Regions from separate parts of the Mus musculus genome. Here all the other regions are linked to region 1. A link is a loop called in an ENCODE intact Hi-C map of the cell type or tissue named here. Cell type or tissue: left cerebral cortex. All regions are shown on one strand. Links, peaks and the distances in the headings refer to the core of each region. The heading gives the core; the rest is flanking DNA.

Region 1 (10,229 bases), core at 1,007-9,006:
GCCATGAGTTCACTTGCAGAAGACTACCGATGGCTCGTTCAGAAATATTCTGTAGGAGCTGACAGCTTCAGGTCTGTGCCGAGCATGGAAAAGCAAAGCCAGCCCTTGCTTCCTGCATGGCCTTGTGGTTAAATGAGATGGTTCTGGCGGTTTCTCTCCAGTTCAAACCCCCTTCTCTGGCTAGAGTCTGTATGACCCTTACCTAGAACATGGGGATGGATATAACCTGTGTTACATTGACTTTTGTTTATTGTTTTAAAGGGGGTATGGGAGCCTTAACAGTGAATAGCTGCTAGGTAAAAGTTAGATTCTTCATAGGTCACTGGGAAGGGACTGGGGATTATGGAACTTTCTGGAGTCCCCAGGGATTGCTAGGTTGCTATTTCTTTATGGCCAGAGGACTACACGTACACACACACAGGCACCCACACATGCATGCATAGATGCATGCATGCCACACATATTTTCCATGCTCCAGGAATAGCAGCCTCTTAGGACACCGCAGGGGGATGACATGCCCTCCTTTCAGCCACTACTGTGTATAGCCCAAGCCCAAGCTTAGCACAGTCTCCAGGTCAGTCCTCCATATCTTTTTGTGAGTGTTGGCATTATTCTGGGGCTGAGGTAAATTTTTGACATCCTGCACCAGGAAAGGAGCCCAGTCCCTCTGCCATGCAGCCTGTGACAGCCCAACCGTGATCTGCCTCACAGGCTCTGGTCAGAGTCATGTTCCTGGCCCAAGTGTTGGATCCAGTTTCCAGTTTCAAGCTTGGGAGGTTTGGGTAACTTATATCCTCTGTAAAAAGGGTTAATTACCTGTAAATGAACTAGAGGACACTTTCTGCCTCCACCACATGGTGACAAACAGCCCTTCCCATGGTTCTGGGGCCAATTGTTTTCCAGAAGAGTAGGTTCCTGTGCCAGGGGACTCCAGGAGACTGTGAGCCCCTCTCCTCTCCTTTCAACCACCTGGGACCTTTGGGTTAGGTCTCATACTGTTTATTTAATGACTTTTACTATGGCATTATAGAAATCAAGATATAGAAATACTCTGAACTGGAGGGAGAACCCACCACAGACTTATCCTCAGATAGTCCCTGTCAGGGAAGACAGATCTTTGCAGAGCATCCTGTGTCTTTCTCTCCATCCCCCCACACACATCCAGGAGGGCGCCCCTTCCACTGTCACAGGAAAGTACACAGGAGCATGCTGTCACAGAAGGGCCAGTGACTAAGGATATTTCCTTTTCCAAAAGAATTTGCATATTTTAATTGAAGGCAGATGCCTTAAGTTAATTCAGAGCAGCACACTTGCGTTGAACATCTATTCTTCTGAAAGGAATAAAATTCTGAAAGCTCAGTGGGAAGGACAGGGGCATCTTTATGGAGGAGGTGACATTTGAGGAAGTGTGTCATCCCCAAGGCCCTAAAGACTCTCCGAGCTTTGAGAAGGTGGGTGATGTGGACACACGAGTTCTGGCTAGAATGACTCAGGGAACAAGAGAGAAGGGAGGTGGCTTGCAAAGGCAGGGTCTGGCAGAGGGAGACCAGCTGGCTCAAGGAGAGAATTTCTAATACTGGACTTGCAGATATGGCCAAGGGGATTAATTGGGTGGTGTGATCCAGCACCAAAGCCTAAGGTAGTCTCTGATGTGCCAGGACACTCTTGGTTTCCTGCTACCAACCCAGCCCAAGGCTTGCTGCATAGCCTCCAGCACCACAACTGTGGTCCTTTTACAGGCTTATCAAGACCTTCTCTGGAAGTCAGTGTGTCCCCAAGATTCTGGCTTTTATCCAACCTCTCCCACAACAGGGCTTCCTTGGGGATACCTTCTGGACCAATGCCTCTGGCCTCCTCCTTGCTGTACTCCTTCACAGTGAGTCAGAAGCTGTAGATCTGGGCTGGACCAGTTCTTTGGGATCTGCGCATTTCTGAGTATGAGAGCTGGAGATGGGAAAACTCTAGACCAGGTACCAGCTTGGCCTGTGCCATGAGGTCATCCAAAAGGGACGGCCAACATGGGTAGCTAAAAATAGCCCTGCACAGCTAGCTCAAATTCTGCATGTGGTCTCAAGCTCCATGGGAAAGGGAATTTAACTGTTTTGGACCTGGATAATATGCTGTTGTGTGATTCATTTGGGGATGTGCCGATGGCAAGCAATTGAGAGTGACCTCAACAAAGGTCTGGGGAACAGCAGTGTCACATGATAACATCTGGAGCTTTCATGTATTGGTAGATCTCCAGTAAACGTCATTTCAGCCTGTGCCTTGGATAAAAAAAAAAAGGTGGAGTGTTTGGCATATGGAAGAGAGAATGGTGGAGTAACAATTGCCCCAAAGTCAGATGAGCCAGGCTACAAGGCCTAACCCTACCTCCCATTGGCTAGATGACCTGGAAAACTGTTCTATCCCCTAAGAGCCTCTCTTTCTCTGTCTAGAAAATGGGGGCAGTTAAAAACTGTCCCAAACAAGAATCATGGTGATGGAGGAGAATCAATTAAAACCACAGCTTGGTACACAGTGGGGGCTTCACATGAATTGATCCTTTTAGTAGAATGATTAATGTTTAGAATGCCACAGAGTCCAGCATTGTTCTGAGTTTTCTCTTTCTCTGTGGACTTTCTTATATAACTATGTGACGTAGATGCTAAAGTTGGCTGCATTTTGTAGAGGGTGTGAATGACATTTCAGGATGTTTACTCTGTGCTAACTTGTGACTGGGGACAAGTTAATGACTTCAGCAGGCTGACCTTGAGGCCGCATTAGTGATAGGCACTTACCTAACAGAGCCTCCTATGGGTGGCCCCCTACAATAGAGACTTGTGATAGATTCTACTCTGCATTTATTAACATTTTCCTCCATACTCCCCACCAGCTAGCCTTCTCCAAAGTCTAAAGAACTCAGGGGACTGAGATAGCTCAGACAGTAAAGGTGCTTGTCACCAAGCCTGGTAGCCTGAATCTGATCCCCAGAACTGACATGGTAAAAGGAGAGAACTGAGTCACAATTTGTTTTCTGCTCTCTACATGCACATGGTAGTATGCACACATGCACACACACAGAAACGAATAAATAAATGTGATTGATGTTTTTTAAAGGAATCAAGACTAAGTACTTTTCCTAGTCTAATGTCTCTGCTGTAATAAAAGGAGATTTGGCTAAGGCTAAGTAACATGAATGCACAGCTGGCCTTTCCCATGCAGCCCTGCATCCAGAGTAATTTAGGGAGGTACTTTTTGCCCAAACCTCTTTATAGTTCCTTTTCTTTTTCTGTTACAGTGTCACTGAGATACAATTTATATGCCATAAAATTTGCTTGTTTTATATGTGTAATTCACAGAGTTGTGCAGCCATTGCTACAAATCAATATTAAAGCCCTTATAACACCCCTGTTATTTCTCTTTTAAAGTAGATAAAAAGTTATATGATCGCCTTGTTGGGCCTGGTGAGCTCACGACTGCTGAGTTTGAAATAAGGATGAGAGAGAGCATTGGAGTTCCAGCTATAAGTGAGTGCCAACAGAGCCGCTCCTTTCTCTGTCTCTCCTATGAGTCCCAGAGCCCAGGGAGTTTGATCCTCTCTGAACCCAACAGCCTCAACATGGCATGTGAGTTCCAGGCTGTTTTTCTTGAATCCTTGATGACAGAGCCATCGCTGTGTTCATACAGCACAAACAAGCCAAGCAGAGGACGTGGCCTTGTAGTGGTGGAGAAGAACCAAGAACAGTACTTTCCTGTCTCCTTGCTGTGTATGTCGGGGGTGGGGAGCAAAAGAAAGCATTACTGAGTAAAGACATTAATGGAATGTCAGGTGTCATCAACTGGATCATTAAATAAGGCTCATTAGTTGCCTGACTGCAAGTAGACCGTACTATACCTTTATAGACAGGCTTTCAAGTATCATAAGCATCAGTGTAGAATGCATTAATGCCTTCCTCAGCAGTCACTAGCCCTCCCTAGAATGGAATGCTTCCTGTCCAGCCAGCCTGCCTTCATAAAATACCAGAGAGTGAGCAGTTTCCTAACAACAGATATTAATTTTTATTTTATCATCATTTTATTAATTCTTTGACGATATTATATTTTGTCATATTCACCCACACACACTTCTTCCCTAACTCCTCCCAGATTTATCCTTCCTCCCTCTGTCCCAAAGTCCAGGGATTCTCATGTATGCTGGCCATCTACTCCTGAATGTAGAGCTCTCCACTGGAGCATGAGCAACCTATCATGAGCCACACCCTTAAGGGAAATGGATTTTCTTTCTCCCAGAAACCATCAACGTCCATAACTCCTTGCATAGGATCTGTGGCTCATGAATCCCTTCCCACTTCATACCCGGATGATGACTGCTTTGATCGTGTGAGGATCTTGTGCTAGAAAACATAGCTGCTGTGACCTCATGATCACAACAGGCCTGTCATGTCCGGAAGGTCACTGTCATGTCCAGAAGGTCACTCCAGCCTTCCCAGAACTTTGACACTTTCACTCTTTCTACCCCTTTTGTGATGGTCCCTGAGCCTTAGGGAGGGTGTGACATGTATGTTCTATTTATGGATGAGCAATACACTGGCAGTTATTCTTTGCACTTTGACCAGTTATGAGTTTCTGCAATAGCCACTACACACTGCACATAGAAATTTCTCTGATGGGGGTCTGAGAGCTGCGGTAATCTATGGGTTTTAGAGGCTGTTTGATGCTATGACCATTTAGCAAAATAACAGTAGTAGCTTCATCACTTTGACCTGTAAACTCCCAGCCATGGGTTCTTGGTCAGGTTTACATTACCAGGCATGTGTTTGCACCTGTGGAACAGGTCCTGAATCCAATTGCCAATTGGTTACCACCATATCATTCATTCCACCATTGCATTCCTGGAAGTGTCTTTCCCTAGTGGTCATATTGCAGTTCACATGGCCTTACCACTGGGTAATAATACTGATGACTTTCTCTGTAACAGCCTGCATAAGGTTTGCCAGTAATATAAAGCTAGCCAGCCAGGAAAATGCTTCCTGATCAGTACCATCTCAATGTCTCTCTATGATGCGACATATATGCATGGTATCATCTGCAGTAGGGTCTTACCACCAAGTTCTGGTGAGGAATTGGGAACAATGGCAATAGCCTGTACTATTTGGAGGGTCTCCAGGACACCTCTGACCAACAACTCAAGGACTGGTAACCTATACTTGCACTGAACTTTTATGTTCATTACAGAAACCATAGACTGCCAAACAGATATGTCATTTTATTTTTGTAGTTCCGGGGACTGGATATCCAGGATCAAAGCCTTAGTAAAGTATCCAGACAAGAGGCTACTTTTTGGCTCCTAGATGAACATCTTGCTGTATCCTAACAGGGCAGGCAAAGTGGGAAAACCTCCTAGGTATCGTATATAAGGTGACTAATTTCATTCTAAGGGTTCTGTCCATACGATCTAGTTGTCTCTAAACATCCTCATCTTGAGGGTTAAGGTTTCTCCCGGGGATTTCAGGAGAGCTGAAGCAGTCATGGCATGGTAACACTCTGGCCCTAACTATCCACCCCCAGGCTGCCTGCTAACAACACTGCTGTGCACGCTCAGATGGGTGAGTGTATTTGAGTTACAGATGTGGGAAGCTGATGTCTTCGGCTACAGTAGCATGATGCTGAAAGAAAAAAAAAAACAAAGCCCTCAGGGAGTTAGAATTAGACCTTTGCTGTTCAGCAAACTGGGTACCTATCACAAACCATGGGAATCCCAATCCGTCTCCCACCCAACCTTCAAATATGAATCTACTACTTACTGCTTACGGCGCTACTTACTCCATTCTGTTTTCCTGTTCAGAAAAAGGGAAGTGAGCTCCAAACCTAATTAAGATAGTGTTTAAGCCTTGGAACTAAACTCATTCACAAACCAATTGCACTGGGGCTCTGAGCCTTGTCTGGCCACCCCACGTTGTACGTGTGGTTCAAATTATGATCACTTATCATTAATTCTCTAGTTTAAGGACTGGAGAAGGCTTTTAAGAGTTGACTCCGCCGCTCCCCACGCTCGGTCGGATCACAAGGCTCCAGGCAGTTTGCAGTCAGCGCAGAGGCTCCATCCAGACTGAAGCATGTCTCAGAACACGCTCCTCTATAATTAACAGCTGCAGGCGCTTAGAATGTTCTGTCTGTGTGGCATCATCTGCCCTGTTCCTTGGCTGTCGGAGCTAGAAAGCTGGAGGATCCAGAGCCTCCTTTGAGTTCCCTATTCTCTGCCTTCCCCTCATTAGGGTTTGGACGTAGTGTATCTACACTTACTCGCCACGTCCCTCCTAACTGTGTAGCTGAGAAGACCCAGAACCTTCTGAGCCTCACCTGTCCCATCTGTATCGCACTGTATCTCCAACCTGCTTCGCATGGCAGTTCCTTGGAATCCAACCCTTACTTTAAGACTTATACTCAGAGTCAATCCTACTGGGTATTATTGAAACACAGTTATTGCAGAGGTCACAGATTACCGAGTCTATGCGCTGAATCAGGGGTTTTCCCTCAGGGACATTTCTACCCGCCTAGGGATAACGGGAAACCTCTGGGCAGTTTGGGTTATCAGGGCTTCAGGAAGAGAGTCCACCTAAGTACCTGAAATACCCAGGACAGCATCCTACCCAATCCAGGAATTACTTAGCTTTTGATAGCTGGGGCTCAGAGGTCCTGACCTAAGGAAACTAACCCAGATGTACATGCAGGTATTTTTGATGCAATGTGATAACAGTTTGAGAACTGGTGCATACAGAGGGCGGAGACTCTGTGGTTCTCAGTGAGGGGTCATCTCCCCTGTCCTTCGATCGATGCTGTACTGCAATATCTGAGGAAGAAGTCATTGGCACTCACAATTTTGTTTTGTGAGAGCAGTGTTATCCCATGCATACAGATCTGTCTAGTGATCCTGCAAGACCCAGTTCTCAGTTCCGATGCTTCCCCATCAACATCCACACCTAGATGAAAGGCTCCAGGTTAAAGGGACTCCAGGGTAGGAGCCCAGCCGGCTAGGGGAAGAGGCATCCCTCAACCATGAAAATTCCTTTGCGTTTGCCTTCGCTGCTGAGATCTGCTGGGGAAGTTATGAATGAGTCACTATGAATCATTGGGGAATGCCCTCCCCGGAGCGACTGTGCTGGAGAATCCACACAGAAATCTGTCGTGTCTTTTCCTGCCTCTCTCCCCAAAGACTGCAAATAAAGCCAGAAGTCGTTAACGTGACTAGAGCTATAACTTTATACTGTTAAAGTAAGAAAAGTAAAGAATGCTAAAAGCAGCCAAATAGGGTGGATTCTTGCTCAGATTCAAGAAGGGCAGAGTACAGTGAAGACTCAAGACATTGTGCTGTGTGGGCATGAGGCTCATTCAGAGCCAGCTGCTCTCCAAGCGTGTCATCCTCTGCCCCCAGCGAGGTGAAGGCAGAGTGGAAAGATCACATGGCCTTTGATTCACAAAACCAGAATTATCACACCACTGGCTTTCCTTGGCTTAGTGGTCTGCAAAGGGAGTTTTGGTGGTAACTCCCACCACTGTTTCGGGATACAGTAAGTTAAGGCCATGAAAGCTAAGCAACCATTCAGAATTAACATTAGGTGTCAGGGCATGAGAGCATCAGTGTGTCTTTCCTGTAAACAGGGCATCCTGCAGTATTTACAGCTGAAATGATGTCTGGGATGGGCACCAATATTCCACAGGATAAGAGGAGCAGGGGAAAGTGATAGGACAGTGAGCACCCATTGATGTTGGCTATGGATAGGGATGGGTATCTAGACATTCACTATGTAGTCTGTGCTGATTAGGGTTAGGGTCCCTCCCAGTCTGCCCACACATGGAGCTCTGCTCTCTGAGAACTCACCTCCCTACTCAGAGAGGGCCAACACAGAAATCTGGGAGTTAGGCATCCAACACTTCTAAACCATTTTCTGGGAACTGGCTAAGAACTGTGGAAAGGAACAAGCAAGCTGGGGGACTACTGAGGTGAAAGATGAGCTTAAGGCAGGGGGCCATTGCAATCAGTGTGTTAGACTGAGCGGGACCTGGAGGACCTGGTATTCATAGAGATGGAAGAGAGAAAAACAGCCCAACCCTAATGCTCTTGTCTGTCCCAGGCCCTTTGCCCCATCCCTGGGGTGTGAGACATAGGTGGAGTAGCTCTGATCTTGGGGCATCTCCCAGTCTTCTGGGCTACAGAAGAGGGAACACAGAGTCCTCTCAGTTGGAAGGGATTCAGAGGACAGGGCGGAGGACTTTGGAACTGGCGAAGTAAAGGCACTTACACACCCCCTTTAGCCTTTAACAAAACACAAGTCAGAGGCAGAGTGTGGCAGTAAAGTGCTGTACATCTCTGTAGCTCAGAAAAATGCCCCGTGGTGTGAGGTTACACAGGCTAAATGGCGGCTCCAAGTAGCCATCCTGATGGAAGTGTCTAGGGTGGCGTTGAGGGTCGCTGTGACTATTCCTTGGCTGCCTATGGGTTCTGTTTTGGCCCTAATGTTTCAGTTGTGAGTTCTGAGAATCTGTCACTTTTCCCATCTGGCTTCAGAAGCCGAGCCTGTACCGGTGCCTCTTTCCTGGCATATGAATGTATCTCGGGTGTGATTTGGGGACTGAGTGTGATGCACTTTGACCCCTCCTACTGAGTAACATGCTTGGGAACCAGGAGGCTCTTTCTTTTTTTTTCAACTGCCAGGGTAAGTTAGGGACACAAGCCAGCTCTTACTTACGACAGCCGCTCTTCCCCCCCCCCCCGCACCCCCCCCCCGCCCCTGTACAAATTGGCTGAGCCAGAGGGCAGGGCAAGTACTCCTCAGTTTTCTTCCTGAATTCTGATAGCTTTTCAGTTCACTGGTAAGCTTCAAAAGGTTTTAGAATAGTGCAAAATAAAAGTGTTTTGAGAGAAACGAGGAACACCAATCCTAAATAGTATAGCCACCTCTATTAGGTGTTAGTCAGTAGCTTGTCTTGATGCTATGACAAAATGCCCTAACCAAAGCAGCTTAAGGAAGAAGGGGTTCCTGCTGCTCGTAGTTAGAAGGTCCAGTTCATCACTGCAGGGAAGGCATGATAGTGGGAACATGGGGCAACTTGCTACACAGTGCTCACAGACCAGAAGCAGAACACCATGGCCGCTGGTCCTCAGCTCATTTCCTCCTTTTTAGCTGGTCCAGGACTCCAGCCAATGAGATAGTGCTGCTCATAGGGTGGATCTTGTCAATTCAATTAACTCAATCTGGAAACTTCTCCACAGACAGACTTGCCCAGAGGCAGGAGCCCACGGTGATTCTAGGTTCTATCAGGTTGATAGTAGATGTTATCCAACACAAGGATGGTTTGTTTTGTCTTGGTCTTTGTTGTTCCTTCACTAGATTTTCAATTATATTCTTAGAAGGTGATTTATCATTGTTTACTCCAGCTTGGTTAACAATAACTTTTTTGTGCCTCTGTACTGGATATAAGTAAATGGAAGACCTGAGAGTGAAACCAGTGAGGATGATGGCCTCCAAATTTCAGCATTGGATGGGTGGATGAGATGGGTGGATGGACTACAAAAGGGTGGATAGACAGACGGACAGACAGACAATAGATAGATAGATAGATAGATAGATAGATAGATAGATAGATAGATGATAAATATTGATACGTAAAAAGATATGTGGATATAGAAATATAGATAGATACAGATATAGATGATGCAGTATAGATTGAGCGTGTCACAAGTTACCATAGTAACTTGGAGCAATAGAAATTCATTATCTCATGTGTCTAAAGACCAGAAGAAACCTAAAGTCATGGCAACAGGACCCATTCCCTCCAAGGGAGAACTTTCTATACACATTGGATTTAGATAAGTTCAGGCATTCTTGATTTGTGGATGCTTCCAGAATGTCTCTTTTTCTCCTTCTGTCTCTTCTTTGATTCTATATGAAGGATTCTTGGATCCTAGGGCTGAATGGGTTAACCCATGATAATCTGACCTTCAGATTCCTAACATGATTATACATGAAAAGATATCAGCTCCTTCAGCTGTATCCATTCATTCAACTCCTTCTCCCCACCCCCTGCTTGGGAGCCTCAGCTTCAAGGATTCCTGTATGAAACTCAAGCTTTGAAGGGGAGGTTTGGGAGGCTTCGAATTGAAGTCCTAGGCTAGGAAATGGGCCAGGGCAAGTGAGAGTGGTGAGCTTGGGTACGACAGTATGGCATTTATGTCTAAGAAAAATAAA
Region 2 (10,229 bases), core at 1,006-9,005, 80 kb before region 1:
ATGGATTCCTCCCTTGGCAGAATGATAAACTGGGAGTTGATTAAATATAAGGATCAAACAGTCACTTCTGTGATTCTTTGACTGTAATATCACAAATCACATTCTATGTGACATCTAACTGCCAAAAGCCTCATGCACCTAGCCCTCTTTGGACAACAGGGGATGTGGAATATAAGTTGTGTTTTTTGAACACAGACTTTTTTTTTCCAAGACAGGGTCTCTCTGTGTAGCCCTGGCTGTCCTGGAACTCACTCTGTAGACCAGGGTGGCCTCGAACTCAGAAATCCACCTGCTTCTGCCTCCCAAGTACTGGGATTAAAGGTGTGCACCACCACCACCCAGCTGTGAACACAGACTTTAAATAACTTTATAAAGCATATAAAAACTGTCTCTGTAAATTTTCTAGAAGTAGTGAACTCTGATTTCTAAGTACCTTTATCTGTAGGGCTGGTATTTTGTGGGGCTGGAGTGAATGCTTGCCATTTAAGTGGCTCACAACTATCTATAAGTCCAGTTCCAGAGGATCCTATGCCTTTCTGGACACTGCAGGCACCTGCGCTTACATGTGCACAAATACACACACACACACACACACACACACACACACTTTAATGGTAGTGCACACCTTTGATCCTAGCACTTAGGAGGCAGAGACAGCCAGATTTCTGTGTTTGGAGCCAGCCTGATCTAAAGAGTGAGTTCCAGGACAGCCAGGGCTACACAGAGAAACCCTGTCTTGTAAAGAAAAGAAAAGAAAAGGAGAGGAGAGGAGAGGAGAGGAGAGGAGGGGAGGGGAGGGGAGGGGAGGGGAGGGGAGGGGAGGGGAGGGGAGGGGAGAGGAGAGGAGAGGAGAGGAGAGGAGAGGAAAGGAAAGGAAAGGAAAGGAAAGGAAAGGAAAGGAAAGGAAAGGAAAGGAAAGGAAAAAAATCAGTATCTATAAAATCAGTAGATGGTAGGAGTTTGTGTCCAAACAAGGCTCAGGAATTCTTGCTCAGATATTTATTTTAAATCTAGTCAAAATTTCAAGCAACAAAAACATTTTCAGCAATTTGAGCATATTGCAGCAGAATAAGGAAGCAGAGACCGCAGTTGCGGGCTAATTGCTCTTCAGAGAAATGAACTGTGCCTTAGGTTAATCTGGAGGGTAAAGCCAGCCCCCTGCTGCGTGGATGATTTGAGAGAGAATATCCACTCCAGCATTGCCTTTTGTTTGGATGACATATGTCATTTCCTTCCCTGCCTCTTTTCCAAGTCCGCAGATGATGATTTGGGGATATGACCTAGGAGCATTGCCTCATTTTGCAGACAGATAGCATTTGACATACAATGATAATCTACACAAAGGCTGGAGAGATAGCTCAGTATATAAAGTACTTGTCTTGCAGGCACAAGGACTTGAGTTTGATCTCTAGAATCCAAATTTAAAATGTTGATGGGGGGGGCAGACCCTTGTAACCCCAGGGAGGCAGAGTCTGGCAAAGCCCTGTGCCCAGCTAGCGTAGCTACCTCCTGAGCACCAGGGCAATGGGAGATCTTGTCTCACTGAAAAAAAAGTGGCCTCTGGGGCACAATGCCTAGGTTATTCTCTGGCCTCCATATATGTCAGGGTCTGTGCATGCATGTCATACCTGAATATACAGACAGCCACACCCACTGCAGCTTTATGAATGAATCACATTTATTATAGATAATCCCGCAGGAAATGATCTGAACCCACTTTAGAAATGGATCGATTATTTGGTCCAGGTTCTGTTTTATTTTCCTAGATCCTGGTGGCTATCATGTATCACGTCGTCAGACATTCTTTTACTTATCAGATATTCAAAAGCAAGTTTAGGGCTGTGCTGCTGACTACAGTGGCGGGCGGGGAGACTAGGGCATGGTGGTAGGGATGAAGACTTTGGTCCCTTTCTCTAGCACTCTCTCAGATCTCAGATCTATATTCTCCCTGCTTCTTTGCTTATAAGGATCAAGGCCAGTTCTCATGAGCACAGTCACAGGCAGGGTTATGGGAAGGGGAGCTCCCCCACTCTTCTCTCACAGTTGCAAAGTGGTTTGGAATACCTGCATCTTCTTTCCCTCCCCATTGGCTTACCTGGACAGATGCTTTAAGCATTTTCTCCAGTCAGTCCTGTTTAATCACTGTATGAAGTATCCAGGCCAGCACTCACTGCCAGCCCATAAAGTGCAATGCAGGACTCATTTCTTAGAGGAAGTAACCCCAGGGGTCCAACAGAGGAGACAGTGTGCCTGGCTTTGAGCACAGCATCAGAGCCTAGGAAACCTGTTCTGCATGGAGAAAGCAGCAAGGCAGGGTGGAGTTTGTCTGGCCTCTTAGCTTGGTACTTTCTATTTCTGCAAACTTTGTCTTGGGTAGGCTCTGTTATGCTGTGCTTGGATGGTTACAGAGACTGGGAGTCTTAGTGTAGTCTATTAGGATTCCCCCGCCCCCTGTTTTCTACTTGGTCCAGAGAGGTTGTGACCAGAACACTCTGTCTGATCATGCTTGCTCTCTAGGTAAGAGTAAAAGGGCTCTGCAAACCACCATAATGAATAATCACACCAAATCTGGATACTGCAGAGGAAATTTTGACTGCTGACAGGAAGTGTGGAGAAGCTGGAGGTGAAGATGAGTGGAGATGAGGAGCCCTCAGCTTTCTGTCCCAGTGGTGCCAGTCAATTCTCCACAAGGGCACACAGTACAGAGCAGACAAGTAAGCTCAGCATAAGCTCATACATGTGCACACACTACCAAAACCATTAAGTTTTAATTTTTTTTCTGTGTCCTGTCCAGAGGCACCAAATTAATTGTGGGCACCCATAGGGCAACCTTGATTACCCGGGCCTGTGTGCTTGATACATAGTATGTCTTGCACATAGAATCATCTTTCTCCTTCTTCCTCCCAGAGGATCTGGCAAATCCCTGGTGCTCCATGTAGAGTCAGCCCCAGATTCCCAACTTCTAGGCCTTCTCTGCTCTACTCCATGTATATGCAAAGCTCATGTCAAGTGCCAATTAGGCTAGTAGCATCCTCATCCTTCATTGCTGCTTAGGGCTCTGCATCAGTGCCACATGCACCTGTCACCCCACCTCCGAGAAGGGATGTCACCTCCCCAGAAGTTTATACCTAACCCTCAGGGTGTGTGTGTGTGTGTGTGTGTGTGTGTGTGTGTGTGTGTGAGAGAGAGAGAGAGAGAGAGAGAGAGAGAGAGAGAGAGAGAGAGAGAGAAAGGAGATAGGAGAGAGAGAAGGAAGAGGGTGGAGGAAGGAAGAGGAGCAGACAGAATCCTTACATAGGTATACGCATAGGCACATATAGTCTATCCTATTATCCATAGAGTCCATACCTACAAATTTGTCCAACAGCTATAATACAGATGGATGGAATGGTGGAATTTTTTTCTACTTTCCTCTTGCTCATGTTGTCAGCTGAGGTCAAATAAGGCAACATTCTGCCTTCTCGCTGCAGCATGTTATAAACACATGTCGTTTCTGTGGTCTATCTAATGTCTCATTTGCCCCACATTTGTGAGTGATTTTTGCTATTTAACATGGCCCTCAAGCATTGTGCTAAAATGCCCATGTGTCATTTCCAGGTACAAAGTAATATGCGATGTATGGGAAAAGTATACATGCCAGACGTGCGGGATAGCTCTGTTGGCCTGCATCTCAATGCTAATGACTAGCATTGTCAGTCAAGAGGCCAACTTTTTATATTTATTTATATTTTAAGGATTGATGTCATAAGACACTCATGACCAAAGCTTACAGGAATGTGGCTGGCAATTCCCCAAGGAACAGTGATCCAGGATTTGCCAAGCCAGTTTCTGTGATGACTTTACAGAGCCATATTTACCTTAACTTCCTCACAGGATGAGTGCTGACTACACAAACCAACGAAGGAGCAAGTTTTCCATATCTGAGAGCACTTGGTTGAAACCATGTAGCATGGTCATCAATGTTTAGTGTGTTCTCACACAGGCTGCTGTGCCACATTGGCAGGTAAATGTGAGAGTTGGTCTAAAGTAATGGTGCTGTCCAGGAGAAGGAGGAAGCTGTGAGCTGGCCACAGAGCTGGAGACAGTGTTTCTAATGGAGAAACTTAGTACCTCAGAGGGCACGTGGGGACGTCCAGTTTCCATTGGGCTGCTTGTTACAGTGTGGTTGGAAGGTAGGAACATTCCTACCAGAACCTGGTGGTTAAAGGTGGGGAGTGTGACTTAGCATCCTACAGTGTACAGGACCCATGACCTAGGTAACGCTAGAATTGAGACTCCCTGGTTAAGATGGAAGCAGCTTCTAGAAAGGTCTGTCTGCTAGCCATCTGGGGTCACAGCCCAGGGTGCCTGTAGACAAGCCAACGGACAAGGGAATGTTATGACAGCCATGAATAACTGTTTTTACTGTGGGTTCCGGGTACATTTCCTGTGCTGGAAAATTCCACAGTATGTCTAGAAACATCAGCAAAGGTGTTTCCTCTGGCCTGTCATCACTCCGAGCTCCAGGCTGACTTTTTATTGTAAACTTTCTCTATGAAACCAGATGCGTTCTGTCTAGGAGTTAAGTCCTCACAGGATAGCAGGCATAGATAGGTAGCAACGAGTGTCAGCATCCCTGAGCCTGAGAGGTCAGGCTGGGAGCCCAGAGCTTTTGAAGACTCAAGTCAAGAGATAGCTCTCATGGTTCAGTGTGAGTGTGGGGCTTCTGCAGGCTTCCCTGATCCTGGCCCTGGTTCTGGCTCTCAGCTTGGAGCCTGAATTTCTGCCCTTGCTTCTCTCTCTCCTTGTTGTGCAATCTCAGACAATTCCCTTCGTTTCTGTTTTGCGCTGTTACATTTGAGAAGGGAGTAAGTCTTTCTGCATCCTAGATGATTTATCAGATTAAATGATCTCATGCAAACAGTGCCTGGAAAGGAACCTGGACCGCAGTAGATACAGTCTTAGCTGGGGCTGGCTTCCGTTCCCATTTAAGGAAGTCAGTGGAAAAGAACGTAGGAGAGAGGGCCCTGGTCTGGAGTCGAGATTATGAACTGGCAGCCAGCTAGGCTGCAGTTGACTGGCAGGTGTGCATGCTTTTAAATTTGTGCTCCAATGCCTTTGCAAGCATGGTCCATAGCCCATTTTCTACACCACCACTCTATCAAAAGCCAGTTCTGCCTTACACATGCAGTATCCTCTGCTCTTGGCTCCCTGAACAGAAGGGCAGAGGACACAGGAAGTTGTGGTAAACAGAGAGAGGAGAAAGGGATGCTATTTCAGGATTAGCCTCACAGTGAGCCAGCTGTCGCCACACAAACTTGGGTGTGCCTGCTGTTCATTAAAGCGCTTGGGACTTCTCAAGGGCTGGACCCAGCCTAGGAGTTCGGTGGCCATCAGCTTCCATTTCATAAGTCTTAGTAGCAACAAGGACCCTTTCTGGGAACCTTGAGGATGTGTTTGTAGGCTTCTGAGATCCAGCACTCTTCTCAGCATCTGTGGCTGCATCTCAAAGGAGCCACATGGCTTCCCATTCCTTCACCCATTGCTTGCTTTTTCTCCCTCAACATCAGCTTGCACCCCATACCTCTAAGCCTGGGCATTCCCGAAAAGACAGGAGTGTAAAATCAATGCATTACACTCACCCTTTCATTCCTACCAATTTCCGGTTATTATGTTCTGAAGGTGTAGAGTCTGTGCTTCTGCACAGGCTGAGTAATTTATTACATAATCATTTTTCCATGAGTATTTCTTCCTAGCTTTTTCATTTCTCTATTGATTTTTAAACTGCAATCAACACGGCCATTTGTGTTTAGATTCTTTATTACATTTATTTAGTGTGCGTGTGTATGAGTGTGTAAGTGCTTGCGTATGTGCACGCACAAGCATATTTACATATATGTGTACCACGATGTAAGTGTGGAAGTTAGAGGACAACCCTCATGAGTCAGTCCTATCCTTCTACGCTGTAGGTCTCAGAATTGAACTCAAGCTGTCAAACTTGGCAGCGAGTCCCTGCACTCACTGAGTCATCTCACCAGCCCTTTGTTCAATTCTTAACTCCAATAATGGCATCTCCTTCTGCATCTTCTAGCATACTGGGATTTGCCCATGGTAGGCTTCTTGATTTAGAGAGTGGGCATATGGCTTTGAATAGTGTCCCAGTTAACACATTTGACGGGTACATTTTCTGGGTTTAGAGTCTGAGGTTTTGATGTTTCTTCATATCTCAGTAATCAGTTTCCCCTGGAGAAAACATGTTTGCCCTGGCTCATTCCTTCCTTTAATTATGCAACTGTTGTCTCTTGGCTTAGACGAAGCAGTGGCCTCAGGCCAGCCTAGCCTAGGCTTCCCTGAGGGGAGTTGACTTGTCCCTTGGCCCACTGCTCTGACCCCAAGCATATCCAGGTGTGTGTGCCCACCATTTGTTGTTTGTCCATCTTTGAAGGAAGTTGCTGCTCTGCCTGCTTCAGACCTGGCTTTGCAGAGGCTCCTTCCTATTTGCCAGTATCCTACGCTCTTCTCCTGCTCTGCCACGGTAGAATGGGCCAATCAGAAACTCTCTTACCTCTGCCCCCTCTCTCCCTTCACTTTTGCAGTTTGATTAATTGAAAGGCCCTCTGTTTCTATGCTCCTGTGACTTGCAATGTCCTCCTGACAACCTGCCTCAGTATGTGTGTACTGGTGTAGCATCCCAGTAGGCAGCTGCTGTTTTCTGTAGCTGCTCTCCTCAGCCATAGCAGAGCAGCTTGTCAGTACGTACCTAGACATCCCTGCCTTTGGCATTGCTGGCCTGTCTCTTCTCTATGTCATTGTTTAAGCATTTCTTCTGAGACATTCTCTGGGCCCTCCTTTCTTGGACACATCTCAAGGGCTTGCCTTTCCACTCCCATCTCTCCCCTCTCCTTTGGAATGCTTCTACTATGCCTCGGCTCTAGGCATCTCTGTCATTTGCTGCCTTTGACCAGCCTTTGCTGAAAACTCTTCCCTGGTCCCACTTGCAAACATAGATCAAATTTTCCTCTTCCATACATGTCCTTAACAATCTGGTGCTGAAACTGATGTTGGATATGCCTTCCTGAAGGTTTGTCATAAGGATTAAATGGAGAAAAATATGAAGCTCCTGTCATCCAGTAAGTGTCCCATTGCAACCTAGCCATCAGTGGAGTGGTACCCTGACTAGTGTTTTACTAGTGTTTCTAATGTACACAACTTCAAGACTTGGGGACAGATGCCATGTTTGATGGCTTTTCTCCCTCTACCCATCAAAGCAGTATGTCTGACATACCATAGAAATTTTAAACTGACTGTAAGGAAATAATGGGGTTAAAAGTGGATTTCAACAGTAGATCTTTAAAAGCCTGAGTTTAGATTCACCCAAGCCAGGATCGATGAACTGATATTTACTTCAGAGGACTGAAAATAGGTGTTTAAGCCAAGCCTTAACATGAGCGTGCATAGAAGCCCTCTTTCATATCAGTCAAAGGGTAGAAAGAACCCAAAGGCCCATCACTGGATGAGAGGATAAACACAAGATGTTATAACCACACAATGGCATGGTATAAGCCATACAAAAGGCAACAATTCTGATACTTGCTACAACATGGATAAACCTTAAAGACATTATAACCAAGAGACTGAAACCTGAAGAGGCCACATGCCGCACGATGCTAGTCATAGGAAATGGCCAGCATAAGAAACTTCATATTCACAGAATGCTGAATACTAAGGTTGCTAGGACCTAGGAAGAGGGGGTATGGGAGTGACTGTTTAATAGATTCAGGACATTCTTATCATGGCGTTCTTAATCATAATACTTGCTCATCATAGGAATAAAAAAGTCATGAGACAAATTTTATGCACATTTTATAATAGTTTAAAAAAAGAATTATGGCTCAGTGGTTAAACCACCATGTGTTGTGCAAGAAAGAGGATAGAGTTTTATCCCCAGAACTCTCATCAGTGCTTGCTGTGTGAGTGTAAGATCCTGCTATGTAATTCCAGCCTCAAAAGGCAGAGACACAGATCCCCAGAGCAAGTGAGATTGGCCCTAAGTGTAGAATTGATTAAGATCGATCAATAGATTGATTGGCTAGGCTGGATTAAGAGACCCTATCTATCTTGTTCGTAAGTTGGAAGGGCAATCAAGGAAGGGCCCCAGTGTCAGTCATGGGCTTCCACTTGCATGCACACATATGAGTGTGCACATGCACTTAAGCACATGTAGTCATGCACATGTGAACATAATCCATACATGTATGCATACCACACCACAAGCACATGTAAAGAAAGAAAAATGGGTAAAGGGCCTCATGAAAAATGGATGGGTAGATGGATGGGTGGGTGGATGGGTGGATGGATGGATGGACAGAAAGATGGGGGAGGATTGATGATAGAAGAATGGATGGATTTTATGATACCGTCTGTAGTGTACGGTCAATTAAACAATTCCTTGTTGTCACCTTGCAGTAGACAAGCAACAAGGTCCACCTGCATGGTTTTAACTCAAATTGATGACCTCGGGCCATGTCCAGTAGTCCATTGAGAGGAGCAAAGAAGTTATTTAAATAGATCACAGTTTATCTTTGGTGTAGTAACTTACAAGTGGTATCTCCTGCTAGCTCAAGAAAATGCTAGTTTGCTCAGTAAATTTGGAGTTATTAGGAAAGGAAATAAATGTCAAGGCTGTACTTTAGTAAATAACATGGAATTCTGGCACTGCAATAAACAACAGAGAGAGTGTATAGGTCAACTGCAATTAAGTATTATTTATTGTTATAATGACATAGGTCAATGCTGATCTCAGTGGACTCTTAAGAGACACAGAATGTAGCCTTTATCTTGGTCACTATTGCGTCCCTAAACCTGAGAGGCAAGGCACAGAGTAGCATTCAGCAAGCCCTCCATATTGATTCAGACATTGGTGAACCAAACATCAGTCAAAACTTAACCTATACATCAGTTTCTAGGGAGATTTCCTTACCTGCATATGCAGACAGTTCTGCCAACTCTGCCTTCGGTTGCTGCTGATAAAGGTGGATTTTTCATATTCACAGTTCCGGTAATTTAGTTCTTTCTTCCATGAACTAAAAAGTCTTTTATTCTTTAGTGCATATGGGCTGAATGTTGATGTCAGGCACAGACAGAAAAGAAAATTTTCCTGTGGATGTGTGTGGGGCCTTTTGGAATAAAAGCCAGTAGACGCTTAGCACCTGTCTCTTAGACAGAGGCTTCTGTTTCACATAGCCAAAGCATCCAGTGGTCTAAGCCCTAGTTCCTACTGTACAGAGGAGCCGAGGACTTGGATGTGAGTTTCCACTGAGCATCTGTTATGTATTTAGAGATCAGAGCATGAGTGTGCTCCCCTTTTCTCCTTCAGTGAGAGGTGCTTTTCTTTAGTGTTCCCTCTATAGAAAGTTGTGTGCACCTTAGAGATTTCCCACTGGAGTTGATTTGCATAATTACCCACTTTTGTCTTTGACTGAATGTGCTGGTGGTTGGAGGTTCATAGGACAAAAGGAGCTCTTAGAAGTTATAAATGAGAGCCCGGTGTGGTGGCTCATGGCTATAACCCAGCAAAGGCAGGAGAATTAAGAGGTCAAGACCTAGGAATTCCACTGGATGGTTTTAGTTCCCTTGTCAAACATCAAGTGACCATAGGTGTGTGGATTCATCTCTGGGTCTTCAATTCTGTTCCATCTGCTAAATGCATGAAACTCAAGAAGAACAAAGACCAAAGTGTGGACATTTTGCCCCTTCTTAGAACTGGGAACAAAACACCCATGGAAGGAGGTACAGAGACAAAGTTTGGAGCTGTGACGAAAGGATGGACCATCTAGAGACTGCGATATCCGGGGATCCATCCCATAATCAGCTTCCAAACGCTGACACCATTGCATACACTAGCAAGATTTTGCTGAAAGGACCCAGATAGAGCTGTCTCTTGTGAGACTATGCCGGGGCCTAGCAAACACAGAAGTGGATGCTCACAGTCAGCTATTGGATGGATCACAGAGCCCGCAATGGAGGAGCTAGAGAAAGTACCCAAGGAGCTAAAGGGATCTGCAACCCTATAGGTGGAACAACATTATGAACTAACCAGTATCCCAGAGCTCTTTACTCTAGCTGCATATGTATCAAAAGATGGCCTAGTTGGTCATCACTGGAAAGAGAGGCCCATTGGACTTGCAAACTTTATATGCCCCAGTACAGGGGATCGCCAGGGCCAAAAAGTGGGAGCAGGTGGGTAGGGG
Region 3 (10,229 bases), core at 1,520-9,519, 500 kb before region 1:
ACTATAAATGTGATTATCATCCCTGACATAAATAGAAACTTCCTTTGTCCCAAGTAGAGGACAGCTATATACTGCACACAAGGTGGCAGAAGCTGGGACTGAAACTGTTGCTGTGATTGGCTCTAGCACCTGAGTGAGCTCGTTATAATCTACTATCCTATTTCATAAGACATCTGTGTTTTGCACTTTGTAATCTAGACAAATAAAAGTATTTATAAGAGCCTCACTCTGCATCTGTCAGGTCCTTGATGACTGAACCAACTGTGCTTCTCCCCGGGATGAATTGTGTGGCTCTCTTCACACTGGGGTTAACTTCAGAATTATTCATTTGGTTCTTTCCACAAGACTGTCAGAAAGCCAATATGAACATCTTAGCTTTTAGCAAGCACAGTTACTTCTACAGTTCACCCTGGGCTTTCAGTGCTGTTTCAGCTTGATATCTATGATCTCCTGTTTTGATTGGCTGATCAGACATACCTCTGTGGATTTCTTCAGTCTCTGAGGATGACATAAATTAAGGACCCATCTCCAACAACTTTTAGAAGGTTGTTTTATATCCCTTCTTAGTATACTGACCTCTCTCTCTCTCTCTCTCTCTCTCTCTCTCTCTCTCTTTCAATTTAACACAAACCTAAATATATTTGGAATAAGAAATCTTAATTGAGAAAATGGCCATAAAAGATTGCCTATACTCAAATCTTTGGGGTATTTTTTTAATTAGTGAGCAATGTGTGAAGGCCCAACCAAGAGGCCATACTTTATAGTAAAATTAATCTAGCACTAGGCCCTTGCCCATAGGATACTGAAATATAGATAATAAAATATAGATCTCTCTTCCATCCCATAATTTTTGAATTTTAAAGATGCTACACAAACTTGGATAAAATATTCGTCTTTTGACTCCAGATCCTGCCACAGAACTATTTCTGCCTTTGGAATTTTTGGAAAAAATATTTCTTTCGTTTTATTAAGGCAATTCTTGGATCAGTAGTAGTTAATGAAACTCTAGGCCATCATTCGATTGGGCCTGTCAGATTTACTGTCCACTGGGAGGTAAGAAGAGTAGGGTGCTGGGTTATGGGATATTCATACACAATAAAGGCTCATCCCTGAGCTACAAGGTTTCAAAAGCTGTCAGGTTGGTTAACACAGACAGGATGGATGTATTCAACTCCACAGAAGCAGAAGCTCCCACACTCAGGACTTGTCTACAGTAAATCATAGAGATGTTTATAGAAGATCAGATGTTCTGTTTGGACTTCCTCTGGCAACAGGCACATATGCATGAAGTGCATGCACGTGTGCACACACACATGCAGGAGAAACACACATACACATAGAATGAATACATCTTTTAAAAATAATTTTTTTTCGTAATTAACCTGCAAAAGTAAGCATGTTGAAAGATCCAAAAGTCATCATGGATGCTTCTGATTTGTAGCCAAGCCAGAGGGAAGTTATTACTAACGTGCAATCCTACTGCCTGCAACTGTCATCAGAGTCAGGGGCAGCATAGGTGAGACTTAGTCCTTAGCTTTTGGATTGCTTGATGATTTAGTAAACTTCATAATTGGAGCAAATGACGAAACGCTTCATCTGGGGAAAAGGCCCTCCATACGTGACCACAGAAGTATTGAGTACAAGAACAGGGAAAAATGGTTGGTCCTTCTCTCTTGTGAGACTTTTAATATTTGAAAATCAAAGATATAATTTGCTAAAACTGAATAAAAGAAAAATGATATAGATACAGAGAAGTTACTCAATAGATACAGGGCAGTACTTTATAAAATCCAGAATCTACTTATATTAAGAATAAAATTGTGAAAATTAAAAGCATCTTTTTGAATGAAGTAGTTTAAGATACCAAATTTAGTGGGGACCTGAAAATCTGTTTAAAGTGAACTTTAAGATGAGACATTATTATTATTAATTATTATTATTATTATTACTAGTACTACTACTACATGTGTGATATATTTGTTGGGAGTGCATATGTGTATATCTGACAGAGGAAACTCAGTTCTTGCCTTCCTCTATTTCTTGGGAGTCAAACCCAGGTTATCAGACTTCCTGGCAAGACCTCTGAGCCACTAGCTGACCATCAAGAGTGAACTTTCAAAACCTCTCTATCTTTTGCTGGTCATGGTGGCACACACCTTTAATCTCAGAAATTGGGAGGCAGAAGTAGGAGAATCTCTGTGATTTCGAGGCCAGCCTGGTCTACAAAAATGAGTTACAGGACAGCTAGGGCTGTTACCAGAAATATTCTGTCTTGAAACAAACAAACAAACAAACAAACTCTATCTTTCTCCCTCATGCTACCTTTCATTATTCATAAAAAAAAATTCTCATTGAAAGGGAGCTTAGATGGTGATCTAAAGCAACTGAAATTTAAAAGTAGGAAAAAAAACTCCAATATTTCCATGGCATTGAGATAGAAAATGTTGTTTTAAAGAACACAAAAATATAAATTATAAATTTTTTATAAACTAGATCTCATTAAAAACTATTCTAAGATCTTATTAGAGAAGGAAAATGGTAATTCCTGGAATAGGGCTTAGCAATATTTAAATAAAACAAGGTCTCTATTCCGGAATTTCCTTTTAAAGCTATTGCAAATACATATTGTTGTTTTGTGGGTATGTGTGTAAGGTTGTGTGCTTGTATGTGTGGTGTGTATATGTAAGTGTGGGTTCGTGCACTCATGTGTGCACATGTAGATGCTAGAAGGCAGTGCTGCATGCTTTCCTGTATGTCTCTCCACCTTACTTTTCCCAGTAGGCACTCTTACTAACCTGAAGCTCACCAATTTGGCTAGATTGGCTGGTCAGTGATCTTAGGGACATGCCAGTCTCTGCTCTATGGCATTGGAGCTAGAAGCACATAGCTAACTTTTTTGTGTGTTCCAGGAATCTGAACTTAGGTCCTCATGTTTGTGTAGCAAGCGATTTACCCACAGGATCACCTTCTAGATTCCTCCAGATCATTTTTTTTTAAGTTTAATAATGAGCAAAAGGCTTGAATTAATTTCACAAAATAAAATATCCACATAGTCCCCACCCTCAATACTGAAAGATTATATAAAAAAAAATCTAAGTTACAATGACAATGCAATGTTATCACACACCTACCAGAAAGGCTGACATCCAAAATCTGATGATGCATCGTGTTTGTGAGGGTGGAAACAACTGGGAAGTCCTTCACCCACCTCCCAGCGTGTGTGCAAGTGAAGCCACTGGTTCACCGATGCAGTTTTTCTGTGCCTTTTAAAGCTAGACATTTCCTGTGACTCAGAAATCCTACTCAGCAAAAAGGAAGACTTGGGTTCCCAAACACAACTACCACCTGCTCAAGGGTGGCTAGATTGGCTTTATTCATAATTATTCCAAGCTGGGAACAACACAAGCATTCATCAACTCTGTACCACAGAAACAACCTGTGCTTTTTCTATACAATGTAGTTATGTGCATCAATTAAAATCAGCCCCTGATAGAATACCACATAAATGTCTTCTAGATGTGATGCTAAGTGAAATTAGTCAGAGACACAAGATCTCGGTGTCTGATTCTATTTAAAAATACCCAGTGCTGCCCAAACTGTGTTGAGAGAAGTCAGTACAGTGGTGAACTTGGGAGGCAAGAAAATGAGAAAAAGGTGTGAAGAATTCTGCATCTCTCAATAGAAAAGAAATAGTCTACCATAAAGTATTTTTCTGGTGGCTTCCAGAGGGTCCAATATATTTAAAAGGTTTTTTTTCAAGCTCTATACTTCATTGTAAATTTTTACTAAGCTTACCTAAAGTTATAACTCAGTTTTGAAAATGACTTTAAAATATATCAAGATAGTATGCCAGGAAGCATAATAGTAGTTATGTCCATAGATATTGGTTAGATCTGTAGACATCAACAGAGGCCTGATTGTATCTTGATACTGCAAAATCATCTGTCGAGCAGGCTTGCTCCTCTCCCATGGTGGTAGCAGAAAGGGGTGGTGCTCATTTTCCCATCTCCTGTTCCTTTGGTTATTTATACAGCAAAAAGCAACCAGACAGAACTGAACCCACACAGTCTGCCTCTGGCATCTGTGCAGTGAATTACTGTACTCAGATCGTTCCCCAGACCACTGTGCAGCGAGGTGATTCCTCTGAACCATTTGTACTTTTATGACAGTGGAATTCCTCTTGTTGATTCTTAATAAACTAGAATGTACAGAATGATTTCCTTCCATATGTCTTCTTCACACGGAGCTGTAAGTTTGTAGAGTTGCCCATCAGGTATCAATTTAAAAAGATAAATGGAGGTGTGAGGTTGTTTTGATATTTCTAATTCTATGTCCATATTAGCCAGAGCAAGTAAGCCATCATTTATCTTTTTGAGAAAGCTCTCTGCCCATAAAATATTCAAATCACTATACCTCTGAATATTTGTTTCCTGAAAAATGTTTCATCCTTTCCTTCATCCTTGCAATTTTCCCAACAATCTCTCTCTGATTGAAAAATAAAATAAAATAGCAACAATAACTATAAAACTCTAATCTTGCAGATGATTCAGTCATGCACATTGCTAAATACCTAATAACATCCCATTTTGACAATGGGTCAACTCTATTCTCATTTGCCCAGATTCTATTGTTCCTTGTATTAAGGGCATCTTATGGTAGCTGAGATGTGAGAGTGCTCTTATTGCTCATTTGTTTCTATTGCCTTCTTCCTTAAACTTGAGGAACATGGACAATACAGCTAGCCACCCACATGGCAATCTTTCACTTATACTTGTCCAATGAGCGGGTCTTGAACTATGTTAAGAAGTATGATGAAGGTTGAATAATGCACTTTATTTGGTGCCTTCCAAATTTGCTCTCTTCCAAATTTTATACTGTTATCGTTTAAAATGATTCAATCTTAGCCACAAAGTCACAGGACTGAGGCTCAAAGAAAGTAGTTGGTGTGACTTTTTTTTTTTTTTTTTACAACCTGATTTTTTTTCTTGGAGAATTGGCAAAATTTCTATATGGCAAGTGAGAGCCTTCTCACTTCTTAGTGAACATAGCTTTATAGTCATTTGTTCTGTCTATGCATCTTCCTTCATTTTAATGTTTTCTGTGTTGGATTTTCTCTGTTGGTCTGAGAAGCAGATGGTCTGTTTTGATGGACTCATCCTGGTTTCTTACATTCTCCTCACACGTGTATGCGTCTATGCTCCAGTGACTTTTCTCTGTAGGCCAGAACAATCTATCTGCATCTTTACTCTTATAAATGATGTGCCAGAGGGATGCTTGAGCAGAAATGATATATAGGCACTTAATTATTACATAAATGAGACACAAGATATGGAGTCAATTGAAGTTAAGTCTTCGATTACAGTAAATTTATCAAATTAAGAAGGTTAGCTGTCGGTTTCTGTAAGATTTCTTTTTTAATCCTTCACTTGATCATGATTTGGAGAGTTTAGGGAAAATTGATTTTGAGACTGTTTGACTTCGGATCTGCATATGTTAGTTTATTCTGTCATTAGGTGATGAATGGCTACTACTGTTAAGTACCAGGGACCTGGAGTGATGGTATGCATTCTCCCATGGGCCTAGGGAGAGACATGATTATATACTGAAGACATAAGGTCAGTTCTATAATATAGATTTAGTTGCATTGTGGTTGAAGAGATAGTGAAAAGAAAAACTATTAAGTAAGATTACAAATGTCTTTGTAAGAACTGATATAGTCTACCTATTCAAAAGACTCATTCTAACCCTCTGTGTGGACAGAGAGCTCATGGGAAGGTGAAGAGGTGGATGAGTGTTTGGTTAATTGAGGTTCTACACACACACACACACACACACACACACACACACACACTTACTATTATTGAAAACTGTCTTGGTCCCAAAGATGGCACAAATTAAGTACCAAAAAAGATAATGACATCTGTGTATTAAAAATATACCAAATATCCCCCGAACCAAAAGTAGGGTTGAAATATGAGGGGATCCAAGAATTTATACCATACTGCCTTTAGTCATTTGCCCACAGGTATTATTAAGACACCAAATCATTTTTCTACAACTGAATGAATGAAAGGGTTAAGTATCCTGCCTCCTTTTACAAATTATGTTTTAGGATCCTTCAGTAGTTGGTAAAAGTGCTCCAGAGTTGAATTTCAGTAGTAAATGTAGAAGGAAGCAAGGACTCTGAATGTTCCACTGATAGCCTGTAAGAGTTAACACTCCTCACTCACTCAGGTACTAAAGCCAATCGATGACAGGGTGACAGTGGGTTTTATAAAGGATAGGCCTGTGAGAAATAATGTGATCCAGACACTGTGGACTCCTCACGCAGACATAAAGTAGTAAAGGTTCCCAACTCTTGGAAAGAAAACTAATAATATAGACAAAATGAATCTGCAGGCTTTGGATGGCCAGTTTCCAAGAACAGCAAAGGGTAGACATACTAGTATTCACTGGTGCCTTCAATAAATAGTCTTTAAAAATACGAAGCTTCTCAGAAGAAATGCTCATAATCCGATTTCTCTTACTGTAACAAAGCCCCGAGATAATCAGTTTATAAAGAAAAGAAAGTGACCTGGGCTGACAGTTTTAGACTTCTCTGCCCATGCTTGATTAACCCGTGGCTTTGAGCCTATGACAGACAATATAGTAGGCAGGAGAACATGGTGTGACAATCAGTTCACATAATGACTGAGAAACAAAAAGGGAGAGAGGGAGAGAGGGAGAGAGGGAGAGAGGGAGAGAGGGAGAGAGGGAGAGAGAGAGAATGCAAGCGCTAGTCAAGGGGCATGCTCCAAGTTATCAGAAAGAAATCCCCCACTAAACTTTATCTGTTGATGGAGCCACTGATTTCCAATAGTGCTGTCATCTGGGATCAACTCTTTAGCACAGGAGCCTTTTCAAGGGAACATTCCTGTTGCAACTATGGCAGAAAGATACCTATTATGTGTAATGTGTCAACTTTCTTGATTAATTTATGAAAATACAAACCCAAGTGATATTTCAGATAGTCTATTAGATAGTACAAATGAATAAGAATTAATGTGTATGTGTAGTACTAGCATAATAGAAATACAAACATGTAAATCTTCATTAATATTACATATTGAAAAATTGTATAGGTGAAATATGGAGCTCTGAATTTTCCTGACAATAAGCTGTATTATCAGTCCAGCCCCTGAGAAACCTCAAGAGGAGGATTTGTGTATGAGCGCTGTATCCAGGAAGTTCCCCAGGACACTGGAGTGGGAGTGTGGCAGAAGAGCAGAACAGAGTCTGCAGGCAAGCCACAAGGGTGTTGTTGCAGTTACCAAGTCCCAGGTAATGTCACTTTCCTTCCCAGCAGAGCCTTAGAGGTCTGCTCTGCTCCTTCATAGCAGAGGGTAATAAAGCACCTAGGAGACCACTCCAGCCTTTTGACAGTTGGTTCTCTGGAGCCTTTAGGAAGACAATGGCTTCCAGTTAATTACATATCTTCCCTCCCACACCATGCCACCTTTGGGCTTTCCACTTCTGTCTTCTGGGCAGCTCTGGGGTGGGGAGATCTGTTCTTTGGAGGTTGCTTTGTGTATTTGAGGGCACTAGAATAGATCTCAGTACTACATGCCTTCTGAAAGTAAGCAGTCTATCAGCCAAACTATATCCATGGCCACTGCTTTGCCTGAAACAAGAGAGCCATGCTCCCGGATATTCATGGGAGCATGTTATTACTGACTATAAGGGTTATGCCTGAAGATCCAAACTCTCACTACAGGTCTCAAAAGAGTAGTTGGAAGGTGCAGAGTTTTGGAGATAAAAACACATCCAAGCCTGGAGAGGGCTGAACAGAAATACTCAGAGGAACTTGTGAATCCAGAAGAGAGGCTCATTGCAAGAAAATGAGCACAGCCAGCTCATTGAAAACTTCTACTTTTGTGCATGTTACAGATTTCCATAAGAACCTGAAAAAGTTATTATCGATATTCCATGGGGTATAAGCTATTCTGTTCTGAAAACTTGTTTCTAATTCAGCTGTTGACTTGATATGGAACTTATGTCATGTGATGGTAGAACCTCAGGTCCCCGCTGAAGATACTTACGGTGATGCTCAGTACCATGTGCTCCTAATGAAATGCACAGGAGAGCATCAGGGAGGCGGAACATGTATCTATACCACTAGCTTCTGAGTTTGCCTTTGATGTTTTAGGGAAGTGGTTCCCAGCCTGTGGGTCATGATCCTTGGGTTCAAACAACCCTTTCCTAGGGATTATCTAAGACCATTGGATAACGCAGACATTTACATTATGATTCATAACAGTAGCGAAACTACAGTTATGAAATAGCACTGAAGTAATCTTATGTTTTGGGGTCACCAAACTGTCTTAGAGGGCCTCAGCAGTTGGAAGGTTGAGGATTCACTGCTCTAGGGAAAGCAGCTGTTTTCAGAGAAGATTTGGGTTCAGTGATTCTCTGTCAAAGCCATGGTCACTTTGCAACTTTACATGGGTGGCTGACTGCTGGAGCATATGCACAGGTGGAAGGCATTTGTCTTTTAATGATCAAGGGTTTGCTGTGGCCGCTTTTGCTCTGAAATGACATTCACTTGTCAGGGCTTTTAAAGCACAGGTTTCCTGGCAGATCTGTAGCCTCATCTTAACCCTTTATTCCTCCCAGTAAGAGTTCCATCTAGCTTATGAAATATTCAGAGTGAACCTGAGTCTTTTTAAGATTTTTGTGTTGTTTTGTTTTTTTAAAATATAGTAGGGCACCAGAAAATGAAAGTTTAGTGATCTTATTCCTAGCACAACGGTCTCTTTGCTTTTCTGTGTTCGTCTTTGGTTTACTATGAAAACTCCTTCCAAGACCTTTCACATGGCTGCCCCACGAGTCTCTCTGAACCCACTTGTAAGGACTTCTTTCTCATGTGTAGGTTTTTCATTATCTCATCAGCTTAAGATTCTACCACCGAGGTAGCACACCTAGTTGGTCACTCACTGAAAACCTGTCCGTCTCAAGCAACCCCATACGTACTCTATGCAATTAGCTTCAAGATCTCAAGTCATTTGGTAAGCTTCTCTCTGAAGATTTCCACTGAGCTGGATGCCCTTCCCCGAGTGGGCTCATGACTCACATCAGCCCTATTAGCAAATGTGGATGGCTTTCTCTAATTAAATCTATTCTTTCATCTGAGCAGCATGGCATTTTCAGTCGTGCTATTATCTGATTCTGTGCTCATAATGACACTTGGCCTTCTATGTAGTTGATATTCAGGAAGACAGTGTGACAGCCCCAAAGTCAGTGCTGTGCTGTGCCTCCCATGGGGCTTGGGACCTACAATGGTGATGCTTGGAGATTATGTAGAGCCTCTAAGAAGTTGGGCTTAATGGGAGTTTTTAGGGCAGGGGGTATTATTTTAGAAAAGAGTTCTGGTTTGACTTTGTGAGACGATTTGCCAGAAAAGCCCAAGGCAGTCTTTTGTTTGCTCATGTTGAGATGTGAGATATGATCCTACAAGTTTCTGAAATTCTATGAGGTATTTTGTTTGTTTGTTTGTTTTGTTTTTAAGACAAGGTTTTATACTACATTCATACATAGCTTCAGGAATAGTCTTTGGTACTAGAGTACCAAAAGAATAAACACAGGACTGGCATATTCAGAAACAAAGAGAGCTGGGATCAGGTCCTCTGGGCTTCCTGCTGGAGAAACCTCAACATCCTGGGAGTTCAGCATATTTATTGTATAGAGTTGAACAGAGAAGGAGGTTAGTTCATATAACAGGACATGGAAGTGGGGTTATTATATACTGTCTTAGTTTGCATTTTATTGCTGTGAAAAGACACCATGACCAAGACAACTCTTATAAAGGTAAACATGTAATTGAAACAAAACAAACAACCTCAAAACATAAACATTTAAGGCAATAACCTGAAACTTCAAACTTCTCTCACAAATAATCAGCACTGTCAATGGAGCTCAGCATGAACTTCCTGTGACTTCCTGTGTGACTTTCAGCTGGACATGGTGGCCTAATCAGAGATCAGAAGAGCCACTTCCAAGATGTTGGACCAAATTAAAAGTTGATGCTGGTTTTGATTTGGGCATTCAATCAAATCTGGGCACTAGGAGATTGGTGTTTTCTTTCTACATAGCTCTCTCTCTCTCTCTCTCTCTCTCTCTCTCTCTCTCTCTCTCTCTCTCTCTCCCTCTGTGTGTGTGTGTGTGTTTGTGTGTGTGTGTGTGTGTGTGTGTAT

Evidence for each region. Peaks named below come from ENCODE experiments on the same cell type or tissue, not always from the same donor. Only the 100,000 strongest peaks of a DNase experiment are listed, where the experiment ranks them.
Region 2: a loop joins it to region 1, with 2.4 times the contacts of the local background. A loop is called at or near these places in 4 of 42 quality-filtered maps.
Region 3: it touches region 1 in a loop (4-fold over the local background); 8 of 42 quality-filtered maps call a loop at or near these places.

The regions. Positions count from the first base shown.
Region 1 is chr7:74,373,733-74,383,961 of GRCm38, reverse strand. The region is part of intron 2 of Slco3a1 (solute carrier organic anion transporter family, member 3a1); the gene reads left to right. Among named protein-coding and RNA genes, the nearest start is that of Slco3a1, 180 kb to the left of the region's middle. In left cerebral cortex, for the core only: CTCF peaks have their summits at 2,758 and 4,902; DNase peaks (open chromatin) are centred at 1,854, 2,682, 6,161, 7,131 and 1 more place; H3K27ac peaks cover 306 bases.
Region 2 is chr7:74,453,603-74,463,831 of GRCm38, reverse strand. All of the region lies in intron 2 of Slco3a1 (solute carrier organic anion transporter family, member 3a1), which reads left to right. Among named protein-coding and RNA genes, the nearest start is that of Slco3a1, 96 kb to the left of the region's middle. In left cerebral cortex, for the core only: no CTCF peak of the experiment used is centred there; DNase peaks (open chromatin) are centred at 5,109, 5,193 and 6,000; H3K27ac peaks cover 1,622 bases.
Region 3 is chr7:74,870,685-74,880,913 of GRCm38, reverse strand. No RefSeq gene overlaps it. Among named protein-coding and RNA genes, the nearest start is that of 0610006L08Rik, 22 kb to the right of the region's middle. In left cerebral cortex, for the core only: no CTCF peak of the experiment used is centred there; DNase peaks (open chromatin) are centred at 3,264, 4,043 and 5,152.